Regions from separate parts of the Homo sapiens genome. Here all the other regions are linked to region 1. A link is a contact called in ENCODE Hi-C or POLR2A ChIA-PET data. All regions are on one chromosome and are shown on one strand. The core of a region is the stretch at or near the end of the contact, and the rest is flanking DNA. Distances in the headings are between cores, read along the strand shown.

Region 1 (2,744 bases), core at 184-2,683:
TAACTTGCTTGTGCAGCAGCATTCATTTCCCTCCCTCCTTTTTTTTTTTTTTTTTTTTTTTTTTTGATACAGGGTATCATTCTGCCACCCAGGCTGGAGTGCAGTGGTGTGATCACAGCTCACTGCAGCCTCGACCTCCTGGGCTCAAGTAATCCTCCTGCCTTGGCCACCCAAAGTGCTGGGATTACAGGCATGAGCCACCATGCCCCACCAGGATTCACTTTTTCTGCATACTCTGGTGGTGTTTATTGTTATCTTTACATTTTATTTAGCAAAGAATGTTAAAAGCGCCATGTTATAAGCACACTCCTACCCTCCAAGCAGAATGTAAAGGGTATGTATTTATATATTTTAAGTGGTCCCACAGCAATTTGTACAGTTATAGCAGTTCACAACTATACTCAGTTATGTTTGCTTCTCTCCTTCTCAATAGTCTGTGAGGTTCCTTCAGGTTTGGAACTGTCTTTTATTAATCTTTACATCTCCAGCACCTAGCGCAGGGCTTAGCAACAATTTTTGTTGAAAGTATATACACTGTAATAAAGGGCAGTGGAAAGAAAATATGTGAGTTATCAACACCAGCTAGAGAAGCCTTGTCTGATTCCTGTGAAATATATTCATTTCCCTTAGGAAAAAAAACAATTCTAACCCTATTGCTGTGTAACTTAGCTTCTTGACTTCGAACGGTATTTTAAGGCTTTGAGGAGCTGGAGCAATGTATACTCACTAGAGGCAAAGTGCCTGGTAAGTGGTCTGGTATTGATCAGCAATGATCAGTAAGTACTGGGAAGTGCGTTTTCAGGGCCTGAGACTTGCAAGCTAGTGACAGACCGCTCCAGCTTCCAGTGGACCCGGGCGGGGGCACTGATCAACCCACTTGAGCAGTGGGATCAAGGTCTTCAGCCTTAGCAGTGGGAGCCTCTGCCCGGCCCCCTTCGTTCCCGAGACCCTCAGTCAGCGTCTCCTCCCAAGAGGGTCCCCTCCACCCAGAATGTCCTCCCCTGGGGGAGACCACTCTGTCTGCGGGCCCCCTCCCACAGGAGGGCCCCTCTTCCTCAAGGTGAACCTCTGTCCCCGATACCCGCTCCCAAGACCGAGACCTTGTTACGGCCCCACCCTCCACAGGCCCCTTACCCCCCGGATCCCCTCCCCTGGGGGAGACCCCTCTGTCCGCGGGCACCCTCCTATAGGACGCGCCCCTCTTTCTCAGGGTGAACCTCTGGTTCCCGATACCCGCTCCCAAGACCGAGACCCTGTTACGGCCACATCAACACAGGTCCCCCTCCCCCCGGCGTCCCCTCCCCTCGGAGGAGCCCCGTCTGCGACGCTTCCCAGTCAATCACCCCCAGCATCCCTCCCCGCTCTCACCCAGAACTTCCGCCGCGCCCCCTCCCCTCAGGCGGGACTTCCGCCGGCGCCCCCTCCCCCGCGGCGCCGTCTCCTCCTCCCGCCTGAGGCGAGTCTGGGCTCAGCCTAGAGCTCTCCGGCGGCGGCGCAGCTTCAGGGCAGCGCGGGCTGCAGCGGCGGCGGCGGTTAGGGCTGTGTAGGGCGAGGCCTCCCCCTTCCTCCTCGCCATCCTACTCCTCCCTCCTCGTCATCCTCCCCCTTCGTCCTCCTCGCCTTCCTCCTCCTCGTCAGGCTCGACCCAGCTGTGAGCGGCAAGATGGCGGCGCCCAGGCCGCCGCCTGCCAGGCTGTCGGGCGTCATGGTGCCGGCGCCCATCCAAGACCTGGAGGCCCTGCGCGCGCTCACGGCGCTCTTCAAAGAGCAGCGGAACCGGTAACGGGTCCGGCCGGGGGGCTGCCCCGGGCAGGGGAGGGCGGCCGGGACTCCCGCGGCGGCCCCGGCCTGGACCCAGGCGCCGCCCCCGCCTCGCTGGAGACGCGGAGGGCGAGGCCTGCGCGGGCTGCCTGAGCGCCACCCAGGCCTCCCGACTCCCAGGCACCGCCTCGTGCTCGTGGGTCCCCGCGGGGCCTGGGGCGGGCGCCCCGCTCCCCCACCGCAGCCAGTCCGGGTGCGAAGCCGCGATCCCGGGAGCCCTTGCCGCGGCGTGCCGGTGATGTTGACCCAACACACGGTTAGGCCTCCCCTGTCATGTGCGAGGGCTGCGCCAGGCCCTGGCTGCAAGACCCACGCGGCCCCCAGAGTCATAAAGCGTGTGTTTTAGCGGGAGAGACCCGTGTTACGGACGCGGGAATTGGGCAGTTGCGGGGATGGCAGTCTCTAGGCATGGAGTGGGACTGGCACTCCTTTCTCCTCGGCGTTAGAGCCCAGGCTGCACCATCTGCCCTGGGGGCAGCGCTCTGTGCAGTGTGGAAGAGCACGGGCCTGGAGAGACCAGTCCAGTCCTGATGCCACTGAGGGGCAAGATAGCCAGGCAAAAAGAGAAGGTGCCCAGGAGTCGACAGTTGTGGATTTGGTTCCTGGCCTTGCAAGCTGCGTGTTACTGTGCAGTTTCTCCAGGCCTTAGAATTCTTGTCTAAAAATGGGACTATAATACACAGCTTAGTTGCTGGATTGTACAGAGGAATAAATGAAATAAAGTACGTGAAAATATAAAATGTGCGAAGCCCTCAGTCAATGCTTGTTTGATCTTGTTCTGTCCTCTGGGCCTCAGTTTTCTTGTCTATTTAATGGGAGTAAAGTTGAACAGTACCTCCCTGGTGATAGTGTCATAAGGAGTAAATGAGATATAATGCATATTAAATCCTTAGGACATACCTGTACATAGCACTAAATGTAGC
Region 2 (2,744 bases), core at 115-2,614, 440 kb after region 1:
GGAGCCCGCTGAGGTCACAGCATCTGTGTCCTGGTCCTGTGGAGCACAGCAGGGTTGGGTGTGCAGGAAATGTGTCCATACACCCTCCTCAGAGTCCCCCGGAGCGGGCACTGCCACATTCAGGCTCCCTGACCACTGCAGGCCTGGGTGGTCCAGATGCGAGTCCTAGAGCCTTGCGGGCAGAGCTGGGACTCACCAGGGAACACAGGGCCCTCAGGGGAAAGGAGCAGGAAAAAGCAGGGTGGTTGTGCCTGGCAGAGGGACAGGCCAGGGCAATGCTGGGAGCAGAGGCCTGCCCGGGACACTTGCTGCTCTGGGAGGCTGGAGGGGGAGCCCGGGCTGCGGGCATGCTGGGGAGGGGCAGAGACAGTAGAGAGGGTGTCAACAGTGGTAGACGGCCTAGCTGGCTGGGAGCGTGGGCAGGGCTGGTGCTCAGGGAGGAGGAGGGAAGGGCACCCCCCACCCAGTGTCCCCACAGGCCCCTCAATAGCCTGGTGGGTGACTCTCCCGGTCCCCAGCAGGGCTGCTCTTGCTCGAGGTCACACGGTACAGGGCTGCAGGGAACCACGGTATGTCTGCTCCCATCCAGCGTCTTGGGCTCAGCCCCGGGGACCCACATCCCTTCCTGCCTGGATGCACCTCCCTGGCCTTTGCACCCCGTGCGCACCCTGCAAGGGCACTCCTGCCAGAATGGGCTGGCGTGAGGTGAAGTTTTCATTCACTGGACAAGACCTTGCCGAAGCCCTGCAGCCCCAGACTGGATGCTGTGGGCCCCTCCCGGGGGTTTCCGCTCGTGGGAGAACCCCAAGCCTTCCTCGTCCTGGGTCCCAGGGGAAGCCACAGCCCCCCTGGACCCTCAGCATCCTCCTCGGTGCAATGGGGGCTTAACCCCTCCCTCCATAGTCCAGCCACCTGCTGACAGGCCAGGCACCCGGGAAAGCAGCACCAGGCTGTCCCCCCTGTGCATCCTGCTGCCCTCCTCTGGGCCCTAGAGCATCCAGGCACCAGCCTGGCAGGGCACAGGCTTCCCAGCAGGGGGACATGACCACTGACCACTCAAGGACAGGCTTGGGTCTTGGTCCCCTCTGACCTGGCATTGTCCAACACAGGGCTGGCCACGGAGGCCATTCCACATTCCATCCAGGCCCTTACAGGGGTGGGTGAGCCACTAGGCGAGAGACGGGCCAGGCTGGAGTGTCGGTTCTGGTGCGGGACGGCTGGGCAAGGCCCAAGGTCACAAAGGGGTTCAGAGCTGGGTAAGGCCACGTCTCTTCCAGAGCTGACACTTGTCACTTTTGTTTTTAAAACCCAACAGGTCAAGAAGTGGCGCTGACCTGGAGCCCCTGCCTGGGGCTGGCCTTCCTCACAGTGAGCTGGGCCTCCTGCCATCCTGGCTCTGGAGGTAGGAGGAGCCGTGGGAGGTCTGATAGGGAGGGAGGGCTATCTCAGAGCCAGGCCACTCCCGGTCCTCTCCAGGCCCCACCCTCAGGCACAGAGGTCCTTAGGTGGGGACTTGATGGTCTCACAGCCAAACCTTCGCCCAGGCTGTGGCCTCCCCTGAAGCCATGTCTCTTCTTGTCTTCCCGCCACTCTTCCAGCAAGCTCCCCCCGTTGGCCCACCTCATCTGCCCACTGTGCACTTGGGGCATGGTGATCTTTGACCCTGGTGGTGCACCCCTCAGGCTGGACAGGGCCTGAAGGAGCCGTGGTTCATTGCAGGGCGTCTGAGTGGAAGAGGCTCAGCCTCACCTCCACACCCTGAAGACTCACTCTCTGGCCCTGGGCTCTGTTGTGTGCACCGCCTGTCTGCAGGGCCCAGCCTGCCTCGAGCACTCCCTGGGGACAGAAGCTCCTGCGCTGGCCTCTCCTGTCACCTAGCCACCGGGCATCCTGGAGTGCAGCCCTCATGCCCCGAGGCCACCTGCCATCGCCCAGGATGACTCAAGATGCCACCTGGGTAAGTCTAGCCCAGAACGAGAAAGGCCGAATGAGGGAAACTGAGTCACATCTGCTTCTCCCAGGTGGGGCTGGGGGCCCAGGGGGAGGGCACTTGTGGTGACGACCAGGGTGGACTAGGGGCCTGTCTCCCATTCTGTCTCTGCCACACGTTATAGAGCCCGACCTGTGGGCTGGGTCCCCCCATGGTGAGCACTGTAGGCTCTAGGAGGCTGAAGTCCTGGCCTGGGGGACCTGTGGGGGCCAGGCTGGGGCCATTGGAATCAGTATGGTGGTCCCCACCTGCACTCCAGCTCCGATGGCTGATGACGGGGGCCCTGGCAGCTGACCCCTTGCCTCAGTGGGGAGACCACGGCTCACGAGGGCATGAGACCTGCCCAGAGCATAGCCCAGAGGCCGGCCTGGATTCTCACAGCTCCGCCCACTGGGCTGTCCTGCCCCACCCCCTTTTTAGCCTGCTGGGACCATGAGTCAGAACCCAGTAGGTGTGAGGGGACCCAGCCAGCCCAGGTGGCCAGTCCAGCCTGAGGGGGTGGGGGTCTCAGAGATTAAGTCAGGAGCCCAGAGTGCGTGCTTAGGGTGCAACCCACCCCACAGCCTCCCCCAAGGCACCTCCCGGGGGTGCAGATGGGGGCAGACGCAGGGACACTCAGGGTGGACCACCTGACTGGGAGCTGATCATGAGGTGTGCGACAGCCTGAGTCAGCCTCAGCTCAGAGGAGCTGGGATGGCCTTGATCTTCCCCCTCCGGCCACTCACCACAGCTGGGAGGGTCCAAGGAGACCCTC
Region 3 (2,744 bases), core at 1-2,500, 430 kb before region 1:
GGGGGATGCACTTGTTCTCTGGGACTCAGTTTCCCCAACGGTGAATGAAGGGGTGAATCTGGAAGGCTGACATTCCGTACTCAGCAATGCTGTCACCCCCTCAGAAATCCCCAGCCTAGCCTGGGGGTGGGGTGGGGGGTGGCTGACAATGTGGTATGAAGTCATTCCCTGCACGGAGGAGGGAGGGGTCTTTTCCATGGAGAAAATGACGAACCTGAGACGACAAAAGAGGGGGCTTCTCCTGGGCTTCAGTCTGGGCATGATCCATCAGTAATGGATTACCTCACTGGCTGGGAGACCCCACCCACACCTGCAGTCCCAGGCCCTTCCAAACAATACGAGGCACCCCCATCCCACGCCCCCCAGCAGATCCATGACTTAAAGCCCAGAATCACACCGAGAGGCAGCAGGCCCTGCCCCTCAGCCAAGCGGGCGGGTTCGGGGGGCCATTGCCCAACAGGTCCCTGGATACAGCTAAGGGATGAGAGGGGCCGGTGGGTGCGGAAAGACAAAGGCTTCGGGTAGCAGGAGACAGTGGCCAGGGCACGCTCGCAGCGAGGTCCACCCAGAGCCCAACGAGGGCCCGACCCTGCCGCGCTGGGCTAAGGGTGTACCCAGATCCCACGCCCACACTCCCTACCGCGGTGCTGAGGGCCCGGGGCGGGCTTCCTGGAGAAGGAAGAAGACCCGCAGAGACACGAAGAAGAAGGAGGAAGATGAGACAGACACCCGGACGGACTGACAGGGGGAGACGCCGAATGAGACCCGGGCACAGGGGTGCGGGGCGCTCGTCGGACGGAAAGCAGAGACAGACCCAGATGCAGGGACGGTGGGGGGGGGGCCATGGAGGAAGACAGGGTACCCAGGCAGACCCAGAGACCACGACACCCGCGCAGAGACAGAGATGCGCGGGGCGCACAGAAACACGGACGCGCAGAGGCGGCCCCGGAGACGCTCACCTCTCCCGGCCCGGCCTCGCCCCCGGGTCCCACTCACCGAGGCCGCAGACCTCGCGGCGCAGGCTAAGACGGCCGCGCTCCTCCGCTATGGCACGCAGCATGTGCTGCAGCGAGCGCTCCTCGGCCTCGGCGCCGCCCGCAGGCTCGGGGGCGGCGGCGGCGGGGAGGGCGGGCGGCCCGGCCCGCAGCCCGCCGCGAGCACCAAGGAAGCCACAGTCCGCCTCTGTGCGCGTCGCCGTCGCCGCCGCCGCCGCCACCACCCGCCAAACACAGCACCGGCGAGCGCACCTCCGCGCCGCCGCCGCCCGCGCGCCCCCGGCTCCGCTCGCCCCGCCCCGGCCCGGCCCGGCCCCGGTCCGGCCCCGCCCCTTCCCCGCCCCGGCCCCGCCCCTGTCCCCTCCCGCCCCGCCTCTGAACGGCCCGGACCCACCCCGGCTCCCTGGCCCCGCCCCCTGACCTCCCTTGCCCCGCCCACTTCCAAACGGCCAGTCTCCGCCAATCTTCGGATGCCCAGGACAGCCTCCCTCAAACCGCTCGCGGGGTCCCGCCTCCACCCAAGGTCCTAAACGCCCCACCAACGGGATCACGCCTCTGAGCCCCTCCCGCCGCCCCTTCAGGGCACCTCTCCCCTCCCCCGCTGCTACCCCACGGGATGTGTACTTTGTCACCCGCCCTGTGCGTTGCCACCTCCACCAAGTCCCCTCGGCTGACTTCTGGGAACTTCCTCCGCAGAACCCCTCAAGAGGTCACCTGCTCCCAGAAGGTGGTCTCCTGGGGGACACCGTGGCAAAGCCCTTCCGGCCCCCCTCCTCTGCACCTGGCACAGTGCAGAGTGTTGCGCCTCCATTTCCTCAGCTGCACCATGGGGGACCTTTCCCTGCCTTGCCTCCCCAACATGGGGGAGTGTTGATGAAGGGGGAGGTATGAGGTTAGCTGGGCGTGTCATCCTGATGAAGCCAGGTCTGGCCAGCATCCCTCCGTGTGCTAGTTGTGGCTGATACAGGAAGACACCGGAGAAGCAGCCAGTGGCCTCCCCAAACCTCACGCCTGGTGGTCCATTTCCAAGAACAGGGGGAGATGGAGAGACCAGCATTGATTTCCAGGTCTCTCCAAAGCTAAATCTACATCACTCCCTGCATTCACAGCCTGTGTGTGGACCCCAGACCCATCAAGGTCCCCCTTTCCCCTGTCTGGAGTCCTCTTCTCCCCATTCCTGTGTAACTTGCTTCCTTTGTGTCCCGAGTGTCACATCCTCAAAGAAACTCCCCTGACCGCCTTCCCTCCCTCTCTCTTCCCTTAGTCTGTTTCTCCTTCACAGGGTGACACTTACCTCCTCCCGACACATTGGATACCTATGGGTTCACTTGTTCTCTTCTCTACCGAGGGAGGGGCCTGTCTACTACACAGCTGTTGTCTCAGTACCCAGAACATTGCCTGGCACACATTAGATGCCCAATAAATAGATATGGGCTGCAGGCTGGGCACAGTGGCTCATGCCTGTAATCCCAACACTTTGGGAGGCCGAGGTAGGTGGATTGCCTGAGGTTAGGAGTTCCAGAACAGCCTGGCTAAAATGGTGAAACCCCATCTCTACTAAAAATACAAAAATTAGCCGGGCATGGTAGCACACATTTGTAATCCCAGCTACTCTGGAGGCTGAGGCAGGAGAATTGCTTGAACCTGGGAGGCGGAGGCTGCAGTGAGCCGAGATCCCGCCACTGCACTCCAAGCTGGGAGACAGAGCAAGACCCTGTCCCCCCCCAAAAAAAAAGAAAAGAAAAGAAA
Region 4 (2,744 bases), core at 156-2,655, 400 kb after region 1:
GCCCCAACTCCCAGGAAAGCAATTGGGAAGGTTTCTTAACATACCCTGAGTTCTTCCTTCCCTCCCCCCAAATTCCGTGTGTCATGGGGTGGAGGCAGTGGTGTGTTTATCAGGGTGGCTGGCACAATTCACAGCCACAATCATGGGGGTCTAGCGAGCTGTGGAAGGCAGCTCAGTGGGCAGCGAGGCCCTGGCAGAGTTGCCCGGCTGCCCCAGCCCAGCGTTGCCCTCCTGGGCAGTCTAATCCAATGTGAAATGAAGTTTCCTGGGAAGCAGGGCACACGAGGAACTTTTGAATTTACCAATGGCATAAAAAGTATATATATTTTTATGACAACGGGCAAGTTTCAATTGGTTGGCAGAAATGGCGAGATGTGACGTCAAGGGACACTGGTTAGAATGCCAAGGCCGGCGGCGGGGGGTTGGGGGGAGACAGGCACAGACAGACATTGGGTTGGGACCCGGGAGGCCTTGTTTCTCTCGGGCCCTGGCCGCCAAAGGGCCGTCGCAGGCGTCTGGGGACATCAGCTCCATGCGGCTCTGGGCCAGGGCATGCTCGGGCAGGGGGACGGGGTCTGCGAATAGTGACTCTGTGTCCGCGTGCGTCCCCGAGAGCCGGAGGCCCAGGCCGGCCCCTCTGCGGTTTGGGAACCACTCAGGCGCCTCTGTGGAGCGGGCGGGAAAAGACGCCGCGGCCTCCTTGGCATTCTAACCCGTGTCCGGACCCTAGAGGCCGGCCGGTCTCAACCACCGGGAGGGCCTGGGAGGGAACCGTGTGGCCCGGGGCCAGCAGTGTCGCCATCGGGCTCCGAGAGAGCAAAGCTGTGGCCTTGAACTTCTCCCCGAAGCTCCTGTGCCCTGAGTCGGGGAAGCAGGAAGTTGTTGCCACCGGGAAGGAAGAGAGCGCGCTCGGAGCTGGGCAGCGGCTCCAGGCACCGCGCCCCTGCCCATCCCACGCCTCCCCGGGCACCGTGAACCACCCCCCAACCCAACTCCTCCAGGCACCTTGCGCGCCCCTCTTACATCTCCCGGCACTGTGCGCTGACCCCTGCCTCCGCCGGCCGGCTCCCGTGTGCCGAGTCCGGACTCCCACCCCTCTGGGCACCCCTTGCTCCGCGGGGCCGGCGGTGTCCTGGAAGCCGCCGCGGGGTTGCCCGTGCGCGCGCTCCGCCCTGGGGGAAGCCCGCTGCCACCGTCGGCCCCGAGCGCTGTCCCGGGGCCGCGTCGAGAGCTCCGCAGCGCACACTGTTCCCCGCGGGGACGAGCCTGGAGAGCCTGACCGCTGTCCGCGGCGCGCTCGGGGCTGCGGGCACCAGGTTGCGGGGACTGCAGGGACCGTCGGTCAGCCAGGGGTCCCAGAGCCGGGCCCGAGCGTGCGCGCGCGTCCCGCTGCCCGCAATCATGGCAGCCGGCGCCTTGGAGCGCAGCCGCCGAGCGCGCCCCAGCAGCCGCCTCGGTGCCAGGGCGGCGGGGGCGGGCCGGGCCGGGAGCTCGCGCCCGCCCGCCCGCCTCGGCCGCGCGGGCCCCGGGGCGCGAAACGGAAGGCCGCTGGGTCTCCGCGACGCGGTGCCCTTGCCCGGGGCGGGCGGCGGGAGGGGCCGCGGGGCGGGGGCGCGCTGGAGGGGAGCGCCCGGGGCGGCGTGCCCGCGGGGACGCGCACGCGGGGCTGCGGGGCGAGGCGCGGGGCCCGGGCGGCGAATCCGCTGCTCGCACCGCCCGCCCCGCCCGCGCGCGCCGTCCCGGGGTGGGGGGCGGTGGAAGGGGGAACCCAGGAGGGGCGGCGCCCGGTCTTCACCCGCAGCGGGCACGGCGGGGGCCGCGGGGGGCCTCGTTGGTATTCCGGGCGCGGTTGCATCCGCGACCTCCCCGCAGAACAGGGGTGCCCGGGCGCGCGGGCACCGCCGCCGCTCTCGGGCGGTCTCCGCGGGCTGCGGGGCCCGCAGGCGCCTTGCTTTCCCCGTCCCCTCCTCCCTGGGTTCCCCGTACTCCCTCCCCCGCTCCGATCCGGCGGCGAAGGGGTGGGCAGGGAAACGCGCTCTCTGGGACAGGTGCCAACTCCGAGACAAAAGACATAAAATAGGCGGCAACGGGGGAAGCGCGGCCGGCGCGCTCGGGCGGGGACGGCGGCGCCGCGGGGGCCGCATCCTCGGTGCCGACCCGGGAAAGTTTGGGAAGTCGCCGCAGCGGCTTCGCAGCGGCGGGGGACGCGCGGCCCGGGTCGCCCTCCGCGCCGCGCTCGCCCTCTCCGCGCCGCTGCTGAATAATTCATGGCGCGGCCGCCGGCCATTAGCATGCACCGGGCGCGCGGCGCGTCTGTGCCAAGCCGCCGCCGCATTCGGCGCCCGGGCAGCGCCAGACGAGCGGCCGCGCGGCGGCCGGGCCCACGCTGTCCCCGCGCCCGCCCGTCCGGCGGCGCCCATTGTGCCCCGGCCCGCCCCGCCGGGCTGTCCCCAAGCCCGCCTGCAACCCACCGCCCGCCCGACGGCCCGGCCCTGCAAGTCCTGGCTCGCGACGCCCGCCCCGGAATGCACGTGAACTTGGAGAAAGTCGCGGGGCGCGCCGGCCGGGCTCTCCGCGGCAGGGCGTGGGCGTCCCGGGGCCGGCGCGCTTTCGTTTTCGTCTGGGACAAAGGTCCCTTGCGGCGCGCGGACGCCGTGACCGGGTCCTGCGGGCCACTCTGTGGCGCAGTCGGGTCGCTAAGCGCAGGGAAGCCGGAGCCCGAAGGCAAGGAGAGACGCGGCGCG
Region 5 (2,744 bases), core at 113-2,612, 370 kb after region 1:
AAACAAACAAACAGACAACACAAACAATTCAATTGTCCATCAGTATGTGAGTGGGTAAACAAATGTCAATAGGCATATGATAAAATATCACGTAGCAGTAAAAAGGAATGGGCTATTGATAAACTCAACAACATAGATAGCAGGATCCCGAGCAAGAGTTCATACTCCATGAGTTAAAATTTTTTTTTAATAAATTGAAACTGATCTACGGTGGTTGGATTCAGATTGCTGGCTGCCAGGAAGTCAGAGACTGCCTGCAAGGGGCTCTAGGGAACATTTTGTGGTGATGTTTTCTTTCTTGATCGTGGTGATACATGTCACGGTTGCATACATTGTCAAAACTCATCGAACAGTAGAGGTGAAAGGGATTTTGCTGCATGGAACTTATTCCTTAATAAGGTTGATTTCAAAAATTAACTGGTATTTATACTTTATTTTTCAAATCTTGTAGAAAATAATGACATAAAATGCTCACAACGTATTCAACAAAAAGACTGTAAAATAACCTATAGTATGATCTAATGATTATATATACATGAATATATGTATGCATTTATAACTTACGATATGGTCCATTCATATAGATATGTGTACACACACACAAACACATATATGCATGCGCACATATATACACATACAGTTTGGAAAATATAGCAGAAGGACTTTCAACCAAATGCATTCAGTAATTACCTCATGGGTAATTGTTTTCTTTTTATTTTTTAATTCTAAATACCCTCTTAGTTTTTTCTTAATTCTAAATATCCTCTTAGTTTTTTTTTTTTTTTTTTGTACTTTTCTGTAATGAACACTATTTTTGTGGAAGAGAGTCTTTTTTGCTTGCTGTATTTTTCTTTATTGTTAATTGACAAATAATTGTATGTATTCATGAGGTATAATATGTTATATATATAACACTTTTCTTTTTATAAACAAATAAAAACAAACATCTCTCTTTTTTTTTTCCAGCTGTAGCAGGCCAGGGACATGGGGCTGGGCCCTGGACAGGGTGGTGAGGACATCCCGGTTCCCACGAAAAGCAACCGCCTGGCAAGTCTGGAGCAGGCGAAGAGGGAGTGAGGGGGTGTGGCTCGCTCCCCAAGTTCTTTGGCTCAGCTTCAGTGCTGGGTCATTCTTGGGGACTGCTATGCCCACTGGGCACTGCAGAACTTCTGGTGCGTGTGGCTAAGGGGAGTCGGGAAGAGCCCTGTCCCTGGACCAGACCTTCCTGTTGGGAGTACTGGGACCCAGTGACCTTGTGCACCTTTCCTGAAGCTTCTGGGCCCCAAGTGGTCGAATGCAGAGTGGGCTGGGGAGTCACAGACTGTGCTTCCTGCTTTCAACCTCCGTTCCAGGTTCCTGTGCGTTCCGTGGGCCCATCCACCTGGCTGGGCTTGGCTAGGCTGTGACCTTCTCTGAGGACAGGGCTCTGCCTGCATTTGGAGCTGCTGGGACCTCAGTGTCACCCCCCACTCTCGCCAGCTGGCCTCACAAAGGTGCCCAGGAGGAGACCTGATTGCCGACTCCTTTCCCCTCCCTGGCTGAGCAGATTCTACAACAGCCTGTGGAAATTAAAATAAGAGCTTAAAACTGTCAAAAAAATTTTTTTTAACCAAGTCACAAATGGGAAAGCTGAGGCGGCAGCAGGTTAAGGACACTTTGTGATGTAGCGTTCTCTCCCAGTGCTTTCGTACTGTAAACATCACAGTCCACGGTCCCTGTGAACAGGCAGCCACAGAGACTGGGTTTAGACTTGCCGGGGAAGGCTGCATCCAAAGTGGGGCCAGCTCAGAACTATTCCACCACATGGGGGGCCATTAGTTCTGCTCAGTTCTGTGGGGCCTCACTAGTGTTTCTATTTAAAAATAAGTCAAGGTAAAAGAAAAAGTTTCAAAATGTAACAGTCACGTATCTATTTCTGTAATTGTAAAGAAATACACTGTCATGTGACGGCTGGAGGCTCTGGAGCAGAGGGCCTAGGAGGAATTTTTTTTCTTTTTCTTTTTCTTTCCTGAATTCTCCAAACCGTCTATCACAGTGTGTATTGCTTTTATAACGGGAAGAGATAAAATAGACTTACATTAAAAATAATCAAACTGCACCTGTGCCTACATGTCAAATGATAAACGTGACAATCAAAGGCACTTTTTATTTATCGAATACCTGGTTCATGCCACATCTCCTGCTAGGCCCTCCCAGCGTGCTGGCTCCTCAGAACACCCTGCAGGTGGGAGCTGGGCACCAGGGTCCCTGAGGCAGCATTCAGCACCCACGTGGCAGAGCCAAGGCTGGACAGGGATGATTCCAACATCCAGGATTGTATTATGCTTATAACGACTTCCTGCCTGTTTGTATTTAAGACAAGGTCTCTCACTGCAGCTTTGACCTCCCGGGCTTGAGCAGTCTTCCCACCTCAGCCTCTGGAGTAGCTGGGAGTTACAGGTGCACACCCCCATGCTTGGCTAATTTTTGTATATTTTGCATAGACAGGGTTTCGCCGTGTTGCCCAGGCTGGTCTGGAATTCCTGGGCTCGTGCGATCCACCAGCCTCGGCCTCCCAAAGTGCTGGGATTACAGGCGTGAGCCACAACGCCCAGCCCCTGTCTCTTAAAGGTGAACATTTTCCCTAAATACAATGATCTTCAGTTAAAATATTTGTATCTTACATAGAATCTGGAATTATTTCTGTAAACAGAATTTAGTAAAAGAAATATAAAAATCAGCTGGGCACGTTGGCTCACGCCTGT

Evidence for each region. A loop is a pair of places that touch in the nucleus more often than their neighbours do. ChIA-PET counts read pairs that join two places held with the same protein, here RNA polymerase II (POLR2A). Pooled maps may share reads with other maps.
Region 2: a map of sigmoid colon shows a loop between it and region 1 (3-fold over the local background). The contact joins the enhancer-like site here to the promoter of ATXN10 in region 1. A Hi-C loop is called at or near these places in 1 of 168 maps with a recorded cell type or tissue (sigmoid colon) and 10 of 50 pooled maps.
Region 3: a loop to region 1 is called in a pooled map, with 5 times the contacts of the local background. The contact joins the promoter of KIAA0930 here to the promoter of ATXN10 in region 1. A Hi-C loop is called at or near these places in 4 of 37 single-sample maps with no recorded cell type and 7 of 50 pooled maps. POLR2A ChIA-PET finds 5 or more read pairs at or near these places in 3 of 52 experiments (A673, Caco-2 and activated CD4-positive, alpha-beta T cell).
Region 4: a pooled map shows a loop between it and region 1 (4-fold over the local background). The contact joins the promoter of LINC02939 here to the promoter of ATXN10 in region 1. A Hi-C loop is called at or near these places in 1 of 37 single-sample maps with no recorded cell type and 3 of 50 pooled maps. POLR2A ChIA-PET finds 5 or more read pairs at or near these places in 1 of 52 experiments (CD4-positive, alpha-beta T cell).
Region 5: a loop to region 1 is called in a map of CD8-positive, alpha-beta T cell, with 6 times the contacts of the local background. The contact joins the enhancer-like site here to the promoter of ATXN10 in region 1. A Hi-C loop is called at or near these places in 2 of 168 maps with a recorded cell type or tissue (CD8-positive, alpha-beta T cell and naive thymus-derived CD4-positive, alpha-beta T cell), 2 of 37 single-sample maps with no recorded cell type and 11 of 50 pooled maps. POLR2A ChIA-PET finds 5 or more read pairs at or near these places in 4 of 52 experiments (CD4-positive, alpha-beta T cell, PC-9, SK-N-SH and 1 more).

What each region holds. Positions count from the first base shown.
Region 1 is chr22:45,670,401-45,673,144 of GRCh38, forward strand. It overlaps ATXN10 (ataxin 10), which reads left to right and starts at 1,434. Exons shown (of 12, transcript NM_013236.4): 1 at 1,434-1,779. The coding sequence starts at 1,664. RefSeq lists silencers at 1,107-1,296, 1,357-1,406, 1,737-2,066.
Region 2 is chr22:46,107,952-46,110,695 of GRCh38, forward strand. LOC124905135 (collagen alpha-1(III) chain-like) reads left to right here. Exons shown (of 2, transcript XM_047441696.1): 2 at 1-2,744. It overlaps MIRLET7BHG (MIRLET7B host gene), which reads left to right. Exons shown (of 5, transcript NR_110479.1): 4 at 1,316-1,402; 5 at 1,813-2,744. Among named protein-coding and RNA genes, the nearest start is that of MIRLET7A3, 3.4 kb to the right of the region's middle. Within about 2 kb of position 1,365, at least 17 of the 41 ENCODE cell types and tissues checked have a DNase peak (open chromatin) inside an H3K27ac peak, as active enhancers do; they include sigmoid colon, where a contact is called at or near this core.
Region 3 is chr22:45,239,644-45,242,387 of GRCh38, forward strand. KIAA0930 reads right to left here and starts at 1,251. Exons shown (of 10, transcript NM_001009880.2): 1 at 997-1,251. The coding sequence starts at 1,060. RefSeq lists silencers at 825-914, 1,065-1,124, 1,285-1,344, 1,375-1,574.
Region 4 is chr22:46,069,616-46,072,359 of GRCh38, forward strand. It overlaps LINC02939 (long intergenic non-protein coding RNA 2939), which reads right to left and starts at 1,406. Exons shown (of 2, transcript NR_148973.1): 1 at 1,024-1,406. All of the region lies in intron 1 of LOC124905135 (collagen alpha-1(III) chain-like), which reads left to right. RefSeq lists silencers at 1,048-1,827, 1,888-1,967, 2,098-2,307, 2,388-2,477, 2,648-2,727 and an enhancer at 2,321-2,744.
Region 5 is chr22:46,039,494-46,042,237 of GRCh38, forward strand. It overlaps LINC00899 (long intergenic non-protein coding RNA 899), which reads right to left. Exons shown (of 4, transcript NR_027036.1): 4 at 414-1,559. It overlaps LOC124905136 (a long non-coding RNA gene), which reads left to right. Exons shown (of 2, transcript XR_007068137.1): 2 at 1-944. Among named protein-coding and RNA genes, the nearest start is that of LINC00899, 4.0 kb to the right of the region's middle. Within about 2 kb of position 1,363, at least 6 of the 41 ENCODE cell types and tissues checked have a DNase peak (open chromatin) inside an H3K27ac peak, as active enhancers do.